Linked DNA regions of Homo sapiens: all the other regions are linked to region 1. A link is a contact called in ENCODE Hi-C or POLR2A ChIA-PET data. All regions are on one chromosome and are shown on one strand. Each heading gives the region's core, a stretch centred on a gene start or an enhancer-like site at or near the end of the contact. The rest is flanking DNA. Distances are from core to core; before and after follow the strand shown.

The links. Hi-C counts contacts between places; a loop is a spot of excess contacts on that map. ChIA-PET counts read pairs that join two places held with the same protein, here RNA polymerase II (POLR2A). Pooled maps may share reads with other maps.
Region 2: a pooled map shows a loop between it and region 1 (18-fold over the local background). The contact joins the enhancer-like site here to the promoter of APPL1 in region 1. A Hi-C loop is called at or near these places in 5 of 50 pooled maps. POLR2A ChIA-PET finds 5 or more read pairs at or near these places in 3 of 52 experiments (BJ, OCI-LY7 and activated B cell).
Region 3: a loop to region 1 is called in a pooled map, with 5 times the contacts of the local background. The contact joins the enhancer-like site here to the promoter of APPL1 in region 1. A Hi-C loop is called at or near these places in 1 of 168 maps with a recorded cell type or tissue (heart left ventricle) and 8 of 50 pooled maps. POLR2A ChIA-PET finds 5 or more read pairs at or near these places in 1 of 52 experiments (MCF 10A).
Region 4: a loop to region 1 is called in a map of natural killer cell, with 7 times the contacts of the local background. The contact joins the promoter of ARHGEF3 here to the promoter of APPL1 in region 1. A Hi-C loop is called at or near these places in 5 of 168 maps with a recorded cell type or tissue (B cell, CD8-positive, alpha-beta T cell, heart left ventricle and 2 more) and 23 of 50 pooled maps. POLR2A ChIA-PET finds 5 or more read pairs at or near these places in 3 of 52 experiments (OCI-LY7, activated B cell and activated T-cell).
Region 5: a loop to region 1 is called in a pooled map, with 9 times the contacts of the local background. The contact joins the enhancer-like site here to the promoter of APPL1 in region 1. A Hi-C loop is called at or near these places in 10 of 37 single-sample maps with no recorded cell type and 12 of 50 pooled maps. POLR2A ChIA-PET finds 5 or more read pairs at or near these places in 1 of 52 experiments (activated CD4-positive, alpha-beta memory T cell).

What each region holds. Positions count from the first base shown.
Region 1 is chr3:57,226,474-57,228,981 of GRCh38, forward strand. It overlaps APPL1 (adaptor protein, phosphotyrosine interacting with PH domain and leucine zipper 1), which reads left to right and starts at 1,256. Exons shown (of 22, transcript NM_012096.3): 1 at 1,256-1,464. The coding sequence starts at 1,411. It also overlaps a transcript of HESX1 not described here. RefSeq lists a silencer at 1,054-1,713.
Region 2 is chr3:56,724,143-56,726,650 of GRCh38, forward strand. No RefSeq gene overlaps it. Among named protein-coding and RNA genes, the nearest start is that of TASOR, 42 kb to the left of the region's middle. Within about 2 kb of position 1,254, at least 6 of the 41 ENCODE cell types and tissues checked have a DNase peak (open chromatin) inside an H3K27ac peak, as active enhancers do.
Region 3 is chr3:56,782,763-56,785,270 of GRCh38, forward strand. The region is part of intron 1 of ARHGEF3 (Rho guanine nucleotide exchange factor 3); the gene reads right to left. Among named protein-coding and RNA genes, the nearest start is that of ARHGEF3, 18 kb to the right of the region's middle. RefSeq lists an enhancer at 1,042-1,441. Within about 2 kb of position 1,254, at least 28 of the 41 ENCODE cell types and tissues checked have a DNase peak (open chromatin) inside an H3K27ac peak, as active enhancers do; they include heart left ventricle, where a contact is called at or near this core.
Region 4 is chr3:56,800,695-56,803,202 of GRCh38, forward strand. ARHGEF3 (Rho guanine nucleotide exchange factor 3) reads right to left here and starts at 1,255. Exons shown (of 10, transcript NM_019555.3): 1 at 1,009-1,255. The coding sequence starts at 1,104. RefSeq lists a silencer at 1,255-1,424.
Region 5 is chr3:56,922,743-56,925,250 of GRCh38, forward strand. It overlaps a transcript of ARHGEF3 not described here. Among named protein-coding and RNA genes, the nearest start is that of ARHGEF3-AS1, 16 kb to the right of the region's middle. Within about 2 kb of position 1,254, at least 24 of the 41 ENCODE cell types and tissues checked have a DNase peak (open chromatin) inside an H3K27ac peak, as active enhancers do.

The sequences.
Region 1 (2,508 bases), core at 6-2,505:
TGATAAACAATCTAAGGGGAAAACTTTTAAAGATTGTAACACTAAAAATAATTCCGTAAAACTACAATGCAAGTCTACTCAACAAAACTTTAAAAATATAATTTTATTTTTCTTTCAAGAGATCATGGGAAAATCTACTATTTTCGTTTAAAATATATAACTTCTATTTGTTACTATATTTGGATTTGAGCTACTACTATTCTGGATTTGTTCCCATGTATCTGTGGAACCAGGCAGCTAATTAATCTTTACTCAGCATCTCTGGTATTTCTTGAATGAAAATGGAATGGATTGGTGGAATTAATGGCTAGATGTTTAGAAGACACTACTTACTTTGTTATTTTCTCTGTATAATGATGAAAGCCTACAACTATACAGAGACATAAACGAGCCAGGGTGACAGGTTGGGAAAGATGAAGAGGGAGGAGGAAAGGATAGGCTTGTAGCCCTCATCCGGTCAAATTCCCAACTTTGAGCTTCACTTTATTGTAAAATTAGAGGCTAAAACTATTTAACGCTTCCAAAACTTTTTGATTCAACAAATGCCAATTAGTTACTAACATAATTAATCAGTGTATCCTGATTTTTAAAAGATATTTTCCTTTGTGATTTAAAAGAAACATGGGAGTTGGAGTTGCAGCGTCAGTCCTGAAGGACTGACCTCGGGAGGCCAGGTAGGAACTGATAAACTGGCAACAAAATCACATGTTTTCAACTGAATATACTGATATTCAAGCGTCCAGAAAAACAATTTCGAGCCTACGTTCACAAGTTTGCCAGAAAGCCCTATTATTGACACAGCTGCGGATCTCAGACATCTGAGTTAGTCAGCACCATTCTGCTGGAGGGGATTAAGACTGGACGCTTCGAGCGGAGTTGGGAATGTTATCATCTGAGGAAACTAAAAGGCGCCAGCAGTAGGACTTTCTCCAAGGTCTCTGACAAAATATGTTGCGGGAAAAGTCAACCCGCCCCAAATTCCCCCGTGTGGCCCTAACTCGAGGCTCTGGCTCCTCGCGCCGGCAAGCTGAGGAAGAGACGGTCCCCTGCGATTTAGATACAAACGCGCGCGTGCAGGGAAGGCCATCCCAGGGCAGACACTGCCACCTCCGCCGCTTCCGACGCCCGCGCTCGCGGGAGAGCCTAGCGCCGCACGGGAACCTCCCGACCACCGCCGCAGCGCGGATGGGCGTCCCCGGGAGCCAATGGACGCGCCGGGAGGCGGGGCAGGGAGGCCGAGGGGGCGGGATTTCCCGCACGGCCGCTCGGCGCCTGGAGAAGGCTGTGCGGGCGGGGACGGCTGCAGCCCTTGCCGGAGAGGGCGGGCCGGGGTCAGCTGCGGCGGGCGGGCCGGCGCGGGGAGCTGTGGGCGGCAGCTGCGTCTCCTGCCACCGCCCTCCCTCCGCCACGATGCCGGGGATCGACAAGCTGCCCATCGAGGAGACGCTGGAGGACAGCCCGCAGGTGAGGCGCGGGAGCTGGTGGGCGACGAGGGAGAGCCCAGCTGGCCGACCCCAGGTCTGGCGCCTCCGCGGCTCCCGCAGGTGCCCGCCCCGGCCCAGGTGGGGGCCGCCGCCGCCCTAGGTCACCGCCCGTCGCAGGCCGCGCCCGGAGTTGTGGAGGCTGGGCCCGCCGCCCAAGGCCCGCGTGGGCCTGCTCGGCTGGGCCGAGGGCCGCAGGCGGAGACCGAGCCGCTGGTGCTCGTGGGCCGGGCGGTCACGTACGCGCGCGGGTCCTTTTTATTTGACGAAAGGCGCCGTTTTTATCGCGGTGATGTGAGGTGCCAAATCTCGATCCTGGAATTTTCTCCCTGAGAACCTCTTCAGAAAAATTGCAGAAGGGAGAGAAACCCCGATAGTCTTATTTAATGATTTCCGAGGCTCAGCAAGCTAAGGAAGGAAATGGATCGTTTTTCTTTGGGAGAGGCTGTAAGGTTGTGTGTGGAGCCCTAATGGCAAAGCCCGTGACGGGTCCCGGAGCCCAAGACCGCTCTCCCCGCCGAATGTGCCCGTGTCGCGGCCGTGACTGTGGTCGCTGTCACTCGAGCTGTGCACGGCGAGGGATGGACGGTGCCTTCGCCGCTCCGCGACTGCTGCGCTGCTCCCTGCAGACTTGGCCTTAATAAACTCATCAAAATAAAAGCCCTGTGTTCTGTGCGTCGGAATGATGCTGATGTGGTTGCTCTAGCTTAAGACAGTTTTGGAAAATGTAACCATTTAATATGTTTTCAGTACTGCAGAATGAAAGCAGCTATATTTTTTAAAATGTTGGCAGGGGCTGTAACTTGCATAGGGAAAACTTCATCTCTAAGCCGTTTTACACGATAATTTAAACGGTTTAAGACGGTGTTGCTGGTTGGACACTATTTAGAATGAAACATTTCTGAATTGTTGCTGATTTAGAAATGCAGTTGCACCATTTCGTGTGTCTTTACAGTTGAACATGGCCCCCAAAGAAGAAAAGCAGAAGAGGTCTAGATCTCCTTTTCCTGGATGGCACTTCTGCCAT
Region 2 (2,508 bases), core at 4-2,503, 500 kb before region 1:
ATTGAAAAGTCTCTCCAGGTATATAGTACAACGAATGAAAAAGACCCAGGCCAAGGCCACACTTTTGAGAAATTTCACATGTACGGTTTATTTTTTTTTATTTTTTGAGACAGAGTCTCACTGTGTTACCCAGGCTGGAATGCAGTGGTGCAATCTGTGCTCACTGCAACCTCCACCTCCCAAGTTCAAGTGATTCTCGTGCCTCAGCCTCCTGAGTATCTGGGATTACAGGCGCCTGCCACCATGCCCAGCTAATTTTTCATATTTTTAATAGAGACGGGGTTTCACCATGTTGGCCAGACTGATCTTCAACTCCTGGTCTCAAGTGATCTGCCCTCTTCGGCCTCCCAAAGTGCTGGGATTACAGGCATAAGGCACCATGCCTGGGCAACATGTACAAATTTAAAAGTGATTATTAAATAACAATGAAAACTACTAGCTCTTAGTATCTTTTTAAAAAGTGATTTCACATACAGTCTCACATTTAAATGGGCTTGAAGGGTCCAGTGTCCCTGGCAACAGAGAATAAAACACTTGTAGGATGTCATTTTCAAACCTTTCACAGATGAGAGAGCACAGTTCATTAATACCTAGGTATGTTTGCATGTGGACAAGCTTTGGAATGCATGTCCAGTTTCCTAGGCTAAGTGATTAGCTCTTAAAGATACAGTGCATGACTTCTAATTCCTTGCTATTCCCTCACGTCAACTGAAAACTGCTTTGACTAGGTAGGTCTGTGCAGCTGACTGATATATGAACCAAGCCTGGAGAAAGGAGATATGATGTCATGAGCATTTTTTTTTCCAACTTGTTTCCCTCAATACCCTTCAGGTACAGTGAATACGGTCACCTTTTCTCACTGTGTGCTCATGCGGACAAGGTTTTAAATTTTGATGATTGTCAGATTTTTACTGGTAGGTTTGGGCTTGGGTAACCCTCTTCCCTTCCAATAGTGTAGTTCTAGAATTCTGTCAATAAACAAGCTAGTGTGAATTAATTGAATCAGCTGCATCAATAAGGGGGGGTATTCAGTGTCTTCTCTCCTCAATGCCAAGGGGAACCAGGTGAGTGAAACTGATTGGCCAGACAGTTTCTTTGCCAAATCTTTGAGAGTCCTCAGGCTTTGGGAGAATTAGTAAAAAACGGACATGGACAGAATGTAAATGGAAAGTTGAACAGGCTCTTCACCAAGATGGTGGGTTGCAGTTTCCTGCAGCCACACAGTCTTTGTTGAAACAGGGCTGTGGTTATGAAGAGTTGTGCATTCTTAGCTGCCGCAGACTGTGCTGGGAATGGAAACTAAAGCAGTCAGTGGCGGTGACCACAACCCAGAAGCTGAAACCATGCTCTAATTTTACAGAAAATTGCTAGTTCTGGCTCTGTTCATTGCTTATGAGTTTTCATTTAGACTGCAAGGATTACATCTAGTTGTATGTGAAATAACATCTTGAAAATTGACTGAAGAAAAACCATTTAGCCCTCACTCATTTGTACTAACCCACAAAATGTCAGTACAAACATCTTCTAATATACTGTAAGATACATCCTTTAGCATTGACAGTCAGTACAATTATAGGAGTGAAAAACAGAGGGAATAGCCAAAGCAGCAGTGAGAAAAGAGGACGGACAAAAAAGATGAGGAGGAGGAGGAAGAAAAAAATTAGGAGAAGCGACTTTGCATTTGGGAAAAAATTTGGACTTATATTTATTTATGTGAATATCTTGCCAAATTTGGGAATTAACAGTATGTTAAAGAAAATGGTGAGAGCTGGCCGGGCGTGGTGGCTCAGGCCTGTAATCCCAGCACTTTGGGAGGCCGAGGCAGGCAGATCACAAGGTCAGGAGATCGAGACCATCCTGGCTAACACGGTGAAACCCCGTCTCTACTAAAAATACAAAAAATTAGCCGGGCGTGGCAGCGTGCGCCTGTAGTCCCAGCTACCTGGGAGGCTGAGGCAGAAGGATGGCATGAACCCAGGAGGTGGAGCTTGCAGTGAGCTGAGATCGCACCACTGCACTCCAGCCTGGGTGACAGAGCGAGACTGTCTCAAAAAAAAAAAAAAAAAAAAAAGAAAAAGAAAAAAAAGAAAATGGTGAGAGCTTATTGTAAAGATAAGACTAACTACCAGCCTTATTGGGCCAATGTGCTATTGAGAATTGGCTACTAACAGCTTAAAAATGTTTAGCCTTTTCATCTAAAAAACCTCACTCATTGTGGGACAGAGTACTAATCTTTTTTTTCTTTTTTGAGATAGGTTCTCACTCTGTCACCCAGGCTGGAGTGCAATGGTGTGATCACAGCTCACTGCAACCTCTGCCTCCTAGGCTCAAGGGATCCTCCCGACTCAGCCTCCTGAGTAGCTGGGACTATAGGCACATGCCATCAAGCCTGGCTAATTTTTGTGCTTTTGTAGAGATGAGGTTTTGCCATGTTGCCTAGGCTGGTCTTGAACTCCTGGGCTCAAGTAATTCACCTGCCTTGGCCTCCCAAACTGCTAGGATTAGAGG
Region 3 (2,508 bases), core at 4-2,503, 440 kb before region 1:
CTGCAGACAGGCTTTCGGGCTGCTGGATTGAGACTCCAACAATCTCTTGCCCCGTCTCATGGAAGTGCTAAAGAGCAGATGATGAGAGAAGTCGCAAGAGAGTCTGGGCAAACCCACAAATTAAACCATCAACTCTCAGGTACATAAAACTGAACATATTAATGTTAGAGGGATGACGTTTATTCTCTGTATATCAAGCTCTGTCTGCCTGAGCCAGTCAGCACCAAAAGCAGATTCAGCACCTATGGCTTCTTGGCCAAAGTCTCCCTGTGAGGTGGTTGCTTTCGGGGGAGCCTTGAATAAGGGAGAGGTATAAGGAGGACAGTTGGCAGTTGGCTGAGCTCACACAATGCTGGCAGGAGCCTCTGAAACCATGCTCAGAGGCCCTGCCCAAACCAGCTTCCTATAAAACACAAATTAAAAAAACAGGGGTAGAAAGAAATCACACTTTATGACAATTTCTGTAGTCCTCCTAGCTTCATTTCCTCCTGGCCTCCCCTGTTTCCTTCAAGTCCAAAACACATGGTAGCAAAATACTATAGCTCTCTAGTGTTTGTAATAAACTGCATGGCAAAATGAAGGAAAGGTGGGGGTAGGCGGCAAGCGAGATGGATTTCTTCCGGTACACCCGGGAGAAGCAATTAATTTTACTACAAATTTGGAGAGGGTGAATGTTCATGGCATACCATTTTGTTTCTGAGAGAAGACTCAAGCAAGTCATTACCTTCATTCTTCTTGGTACCACTGAGTTTTTGCCCCCACATTGGAAAAGTAACCTCTCCTACTTGCCTGCCATGGGGAAATTCATTTTTGCTGAGTGAAGGTTTATGGGCTGAAAAAAAGAGCCTTGGGAAATAATTCAGTAAAATACAGGACTCTGAGAGGTGAAGCAGGCAGCAGCCTAGGTTACAAACATAATCTCTAAGCAGAGCCAGTAAAATAAAACAAAACCACTGTTTCAGACGCTGTATTTCTGGCTAAGGTTTCACTCTGCAATAACTTTCAAAGTTACTCGTTTTAGTCAACATTATAAGGGTAAGTCAACATTTGTCCTGGCAGCAAGCCCAAATCTGTTATTTTATTAGTCTGCTACTGGTTAAATTGGCCCAAGATTAAACACATCTAATAAACAGCCCTAAAACATTGAAGTTTAGCAGAAAACCACATTCAATTCTCTTTACACAGGATGTTACTATTACTTAACCTTGGGCAGAGGGAGAACTGCACACCCACACCCCTGTTAAGTTCCTTTTAGCAAACACCAGCCCCCACTGCCTGAAACTCATCTTGGTCATGCCCAGACATGATGCTACAGACCTTCAGAGAAAGAGGAAGCCAAATATTTAGCTCTCTCTGCGGTCCCTGGCTCCACATCTGCCTTCTGAGGCAGAAAGGGCCAGATGCTCAGAGCTGGAGAACTTTAAAGAGTTCAACCTCCTTAAAAATTAGGAGAGTTGCCAGCAGCATCAAGTCTCTGTGGCCCTTATGGGAAGGCCAGCCATGGGCCCGGAGGATGTTTTCTCACATCAGGTTATGCATTTTTGGCAAGAATGCCACAGAAATAACGTGCCTATAATGCCACACCCATCCGCCGGTCTGGAAAATGGGGCTGGACATCCCTGGTTGGATGATGCCAACAAGGCACCCAGAGGTAGAAAAGGTCTCCTGGTCACACAACGAGGCACCCAGAGGTAGAAAAGATCTCCTGGTCACAGCCACGGGGTCCAGAGGACAGTCTCTGTGACTTTGGGGTTCCGGAGTCAGTCATTTCCTACTGACTTCTTGGAAACCTTTGGGTGGAATATATGTTCTGCATTTGTTTATCACTGTAAAAGGGATTCCCTCGCTTCCCCTTGGGTGGGGTTGGAGAAGGAGGAAAAGGATGCCACTGGAGTTCCATTCCTGCTTCTTTAAGGACATTTTCTGGGCTCTCTCAGAGCTTAGGAATAATCTGAATGCCTCTGCAGCAAGTGACAAAGTTCTTATCACTCTGGCCCAAAGAGTGCATTGATTCTTTGCAAAGGATCTAAGGATAAAATATGAGCCAACCTGTCTGGTCAGAGTGCAATACCCTACGACCTTGGGCCCAAAATATAACCTCTATAAGCTAGTTTCCTCTACTGTGAAGTGAAGATGACTCTCCTACCTTCTCACAGAGTTGTTGGGAGGATCACAGGAGACTAGGTGTATAATATGCTTGGCAGACACCCGCCTGTTAGTCCTCAGTAAATATCAGAGTATTGTCCTTATTTCTGTTGTCCTGGGAGAGGCATGGTCTCTCTGCCAGCCTGCGCCCCTGCCCTCTTCTATTCCCTGCAGCACTGGATTTTGCCTTGATCCTTCCAGGGACAAAGCTAGAGTTCCACGTCACCTGCCAGAATCATACCAATAACTGCTCTGGCCACTGAGGCTGCTACGAGACCATGTATTTTGATGCCATATTCCTGCCTTCCTTTTCTTCCTGTGGTTTTATCATCTGTTTAGTCAAGCTCTGGCTGGATACGGCAA
Region 4 (2,508 bases), core at 5-2,504, 430 kb before region 1:
TGCCTTCAGCCTTTCCCCAGTGGTGGTGGTGATGTTTGATGTTCGCAGAGTGAGGTGTGGGAGAGTGGAAAGCTCCCAGATACACGCATGAGCGGCAATGACTAGCTGGGTCCTGTGGGTTCCACCGCAGCTTGACCACAGCAAAGCTGTAATCTAGCGAAAGCGACTGTATTCCCTAAGACCCTCAAAGAGAGGGATGCTTTCTCCTCCAGCTGAACCCAACCTTTAAGGCCAGTGAGCTATGTGCCAGAGAAATAACACGCAAGAGGAAAAGGCAGACTAAACATAACCTGGGAGCACTCCTTCACATCGCCCGCAAGGCACAGGAAAGTTCCCAGAAAGAGAAATGTTTCCAATGTTCCAAGGCAGCTTTCCATTGACCCTAAGGACTTTAATTCATTTTCAAGATCCATGTGGGAGACACTCCAATTTACTCATTTAGCCCCAGCCCCCCGGCTGAATGACCCTCACTGGCCACAGGTGATAGGCAGAGGCGCTGTGTCCTGTTTTTGCTGCCAAAGGGCTGCAAGGCCAAGTCTGACAGGTGAGAGGGCTGGTACGTCCCTCTGCTCTCACAACCCAGGCAAAAAAAACTCGCTTAAAGGGTAGCGACACTGGGGCTTGCTGACACTTCCCTGACACTGGGGCTTGCTGACAGTAGGAGAAAGTCCCTCTGAGAGTCCAGACAGAAGATGGACAGTCTGAGAGCCCTGCAAAGGCAAGGAGGCAGTTGCTCCCAGACCGGCAGGTAGAGGGACAGGGAGAGAGGAGGCAGCTAGTGCTTGGTCCACAGAGAAAAAGCGAGAGAAAAGGAGACAGGGTGAGAGATGGCGACGGGGAGACACAAAGAAGACTGTGGGAGAGATGTAGAGAGAGAAAGTGGCACACACGGAGAGTGAGAGATGGAAACAGAGACAGTGACACTGGACGGGCGCCGAGAATGGGAGATGGAGGCAGACGAGACAGGCAGATGACCCATAGAGGTCCAGGTGCAGGGCGCGGCCCTACCTCAGCGTCCTTGGCCGGACCGCTGGCCGGGGGTAGCTCCAGGCTGCAGTTCGCTCTCTTGACCGTGAGGTAGAAGGGGTAATCCTTGGCCACCATGGCGGCTGCCGGGCCTGCCCTTTGGGATGTCACCGCTGACCCTAGGCGACTACAAAACTCCCAGGCAAAAGGGGGCCCCAGCTCCACGATGCCGGGCGGCGGCGGCGACACGGAGACCGACAGCCGGCTTCTAGCCGGGCAGGACTCGACTGGGCTCCGGAGCCGAGTGGGCGGGACCGTGCCAGCCACGCCTTGATGGGTGGGGAGGGGGCGGGCCGCCGGCTCGGCACCGCCCCACGCTGCCGGGAGGGCCCACGTGCCGCAGCGCGGACACCTCCTGGGGCTGCGAGGGGCGTGGGGCGGTCCCGCGGGTGGAGAGGGACCTCTCTCTCCCCGCTGGTATTCGACTCCGGGCGCCCCCGCAGAGCGTGGGCCGCGATTGCGGGGCAGGCAGACCCCATGATAGCTCCTTTCGGGCTCTTTGGCACTCTCCGGGTGAAAGGCTGCTGGTAGAAAGGAGGCTGGGGCGAAACCGGGCAACGGGGAGAAAGGAGGCTGTAGTGACACCTGGAGGCAGGAAGGAGCCTGGGGGGAAAAGCGAGCGTTTTAAAAGCCCACATTAGAAAGGGGTGGTGTTCTCTCTTACCCTGTTCCCAGGCCACTGCACGTTTTTTTTGTTTTGTTTTGTTTTTGTTTGGTTTTTTAAATGAATGTCAGTGGAATATAATCTACAAATGGCAAAATGCACCCATTTTAAGAGTACCGTTTGTTGAGTTCTGACAAATGTAAACACCCGTATAACCACCTCCACAGTCGGTATACGAAACATTTCCACCACCCCCGGAAAATTCCCTCGAGACCTTTCCCACTTTGCACCAACTTTTAAATTTGACTAGCATATTCAGAGGCTGCCTGACACTCGAGGGCAATCTGACAGAGTGTCCTTCAAGTATAAAGCTGTGCATGGATGACCTGGCACTACCACACCTTTCTGGATCCTTTTTGGAGAAACAATGACATTATAAATGCCCAAGAAGGCGATTGATCTTAAGGTTGTTTGCAGCAGCCCTGTCTGGGGCAGTAAAAAATAAAAAATAACTGGAAACAATGGTAATATATCCATCAATAGGGAGTGCTTAAATAAACTTTCTTCACTGTGTAATACCGCTTAGCAGCAGTGAAAAAGGAGATGGGTCTATGGGTGTGGCATGGAAAGATCTCCAATGTATTAGACTCAGTTTAAAAATAATTGCAGACTAAGCATAATACAATACCATTTGTGTTAAAAAAAAATACAAGTTTACCAAAGAATATCATATATTTTCTATAAAGACATATTTGTGGGTAAATAGCATTGAACACTGTCTACAAGAATCCACAGCAAGCTTTTACCAGTTCCCCTGTGGCTGAAGGGAGGCACCTGGGTTTAAAGAATTAAAGATAGTGAACAAAAGGGACTTAAGC
Region 5 (2,508 bases), core at 4-2,503, 300 kb before region 1:
TTGGCTCTGCCATTTACTAGTTGAATGACCTGGTAAGTCACTCTTAATTTCCTTGATCTTTAGTTTCCTTATCTGTAAAACAGGAATGACTCCTTTATCCCTAGCAGGTTGCAGGGAGGATGGTAGGATACTAACTGACATATGTATTTAAAAGCAGAACAGCCTGGGTGCAGTGGCTCACGCCTGTAATCCCAACACTTTGGGAAGCGTAGGCGGAAGGATCAGCTGAGGTCAGGAGTTCAAGACCAGCTTGGCCAAAATGGCAAAACCCCATCTCTACTAAATATATATATATATATATATATATATATATATATATATATATATATATATAAATTAGTTGGGCATGGTGGCGTGTGCCTATAATACCAGCTACTCGGGAAGCTGGGACAGGAGAATCACTTGAACCCAGGAGGCAGAGGTTGCAGTGAGCCAAGATCGTGCCACTCCAGCCTGGGCAACAGAGCAAGACTCCGTCTCAAAAAAAGAAGCAGAACAATGGATGATGGGAACTTTGGGCCATCATACTATTGTTTCTATTTTTGTATAGGTTTTAATTTTTCCATAATAAAATATTTTTTAAAAGACAAAGGCACAGTAATAATTTATTTTTTTTCAAACAGAAGAGGAAATTTTTTGGTGTAACGATGGAAACTGGTTCAAATTTTCCTCCTAGCAAATTGAAAAGCAGTACCAAATCTGAAATCCAGAGTTTGATTTTTCTATCCTGATTTGACTGTCAACTGGGCATCTAAGAAAAAGGTAATAGAAACTAGCAGTTTCCCATTTCCCTTCTTCCTTCCAATAGAGAAAAAAAATGAGAGCATAGTTAAAACTTAAGTCATATTTATTTTTTTAATCTTACAATGCTGACTTCCCTGAAATCCCTGTATCCATCTAGAAAGTTCAAGACTTTTATGAAAATACCCCCAAGAAACCAAGAGATTTAAAAGCATGTGTGTCCCATGACTCAGAGTGTTCATTCTGCCTAAACACCAGTGAAAGTGGTTTTTTGTTTTGTTATGTTTTGGGTGTGTTCATGTGTACATGAAGAATTGGTATTGCCACTTTTTCTCCCTTAATTCAGAATCAGAAAGGAATCACCAAAACACTGGAAAATAGCAAACCAAATGAGACAGGTGGAAAGGGCTTCCAACTCTCACCCAAGGTAACTGGTCCTGGTTGGAAGCTCAGCACCTCCTCCCAGTTAGGGCTCTGCCCTGGAGGCTGTCCCTTTAAGTCAGACTTCCTGGTAAGGCTGAGAGATTTCCGCATGCAGCTTCCTGGAGACCGTATAAGATAAACAATAAACTTTGCAACAAAATCATGGACAATAAGCCCCACGTGGCTGTAACAAGAAGCAATTATAAGCATTGACAATGGCTAGGGCATTTCCAACAGGAATGCAAGTCTGTGATAAACAGGGGAGAAACATGCTACCCCACACCTGCACAAACTAAATGATGTGTAAAAAATAGTTCCTAGCCTCTCATCACATTGAGAACTAGTTGCTTCCAAATTCAGCACTCTTTTTAAAAAAATCATTGTCTAAGAGGAAAGCAGTCAGGCCTTTCTTAAAGCACCACTGCCTATTAGATGAAAGCTGCTGAGGCCCAGCGACACTACGTGTTCCTTACTCCATGAGTCTCTGTGTTACAGGAAAGGGGTCCTGATCCAGACCCCAAGATAGGGTTCTGGGATCTCATGCAAGAAAGAATTCAGGGCAAGTCCAGAGAGTAAAGTGAAAGCAAGTTTATTAGGAAAGTAAAGGAATAAAAGAATGGCTACTCCATAGACGGTTGCCCATTTTTACAGTTATTTCTTGATTATATGTTAAACAAGAGGTGGATGATTCATGCCTCCCCTTTATAGAACATATAGGGTAACTTCCTGACGTTGCCAAGGCGTTTGTAAACTGTCATGGCACTGGTGGGAGTGTAGCAGTGAGAATGACCAGAGGTCACTCTCGTTGCCATCTTGGTTTTGGTGGGATTTAGCCAGATTCTTTACTGCAACCTGTTTTATCAGCAAGGTCTTTATGACCTGTATCTTGTGCTGACCTCCTATCTCATCTTGTGACTTAGAATGCCTTAACTGTCTGGGAATGCAGCCCAGTAGGTCTCAGCCTCATGCTACCCAGCTCCTATTCAAGATGGAGTTGCTCTTGTTCACATGCCTCTGACATAAGGGTCACCCTTTGAGTCTCCTGCAGCTGAACCCCCTACCTGGCTAGCTTTGGGGAATTCCCCAACTCAGGAACCAGAGCCCACATTCTACCAGAGGAGATGAGAGTGCCATACACTTGCTTCCCAGCCTCCCTTGCAGCCACAGCATGAGAACATGAGCAGGCTCAGCCAATCATGTGCTGGGATGCAAAGCGGCAGGGCCGCTGCAGACCCCATTCTGCGAGGGTGGTGGCAGCTTGCAGAGGCAGAGTAAGGGTAGACTGGGTAGCCACAGCCTACAACCAGCATTGGTGGTGCAAGCCATGGCGTCTACACCTACCCA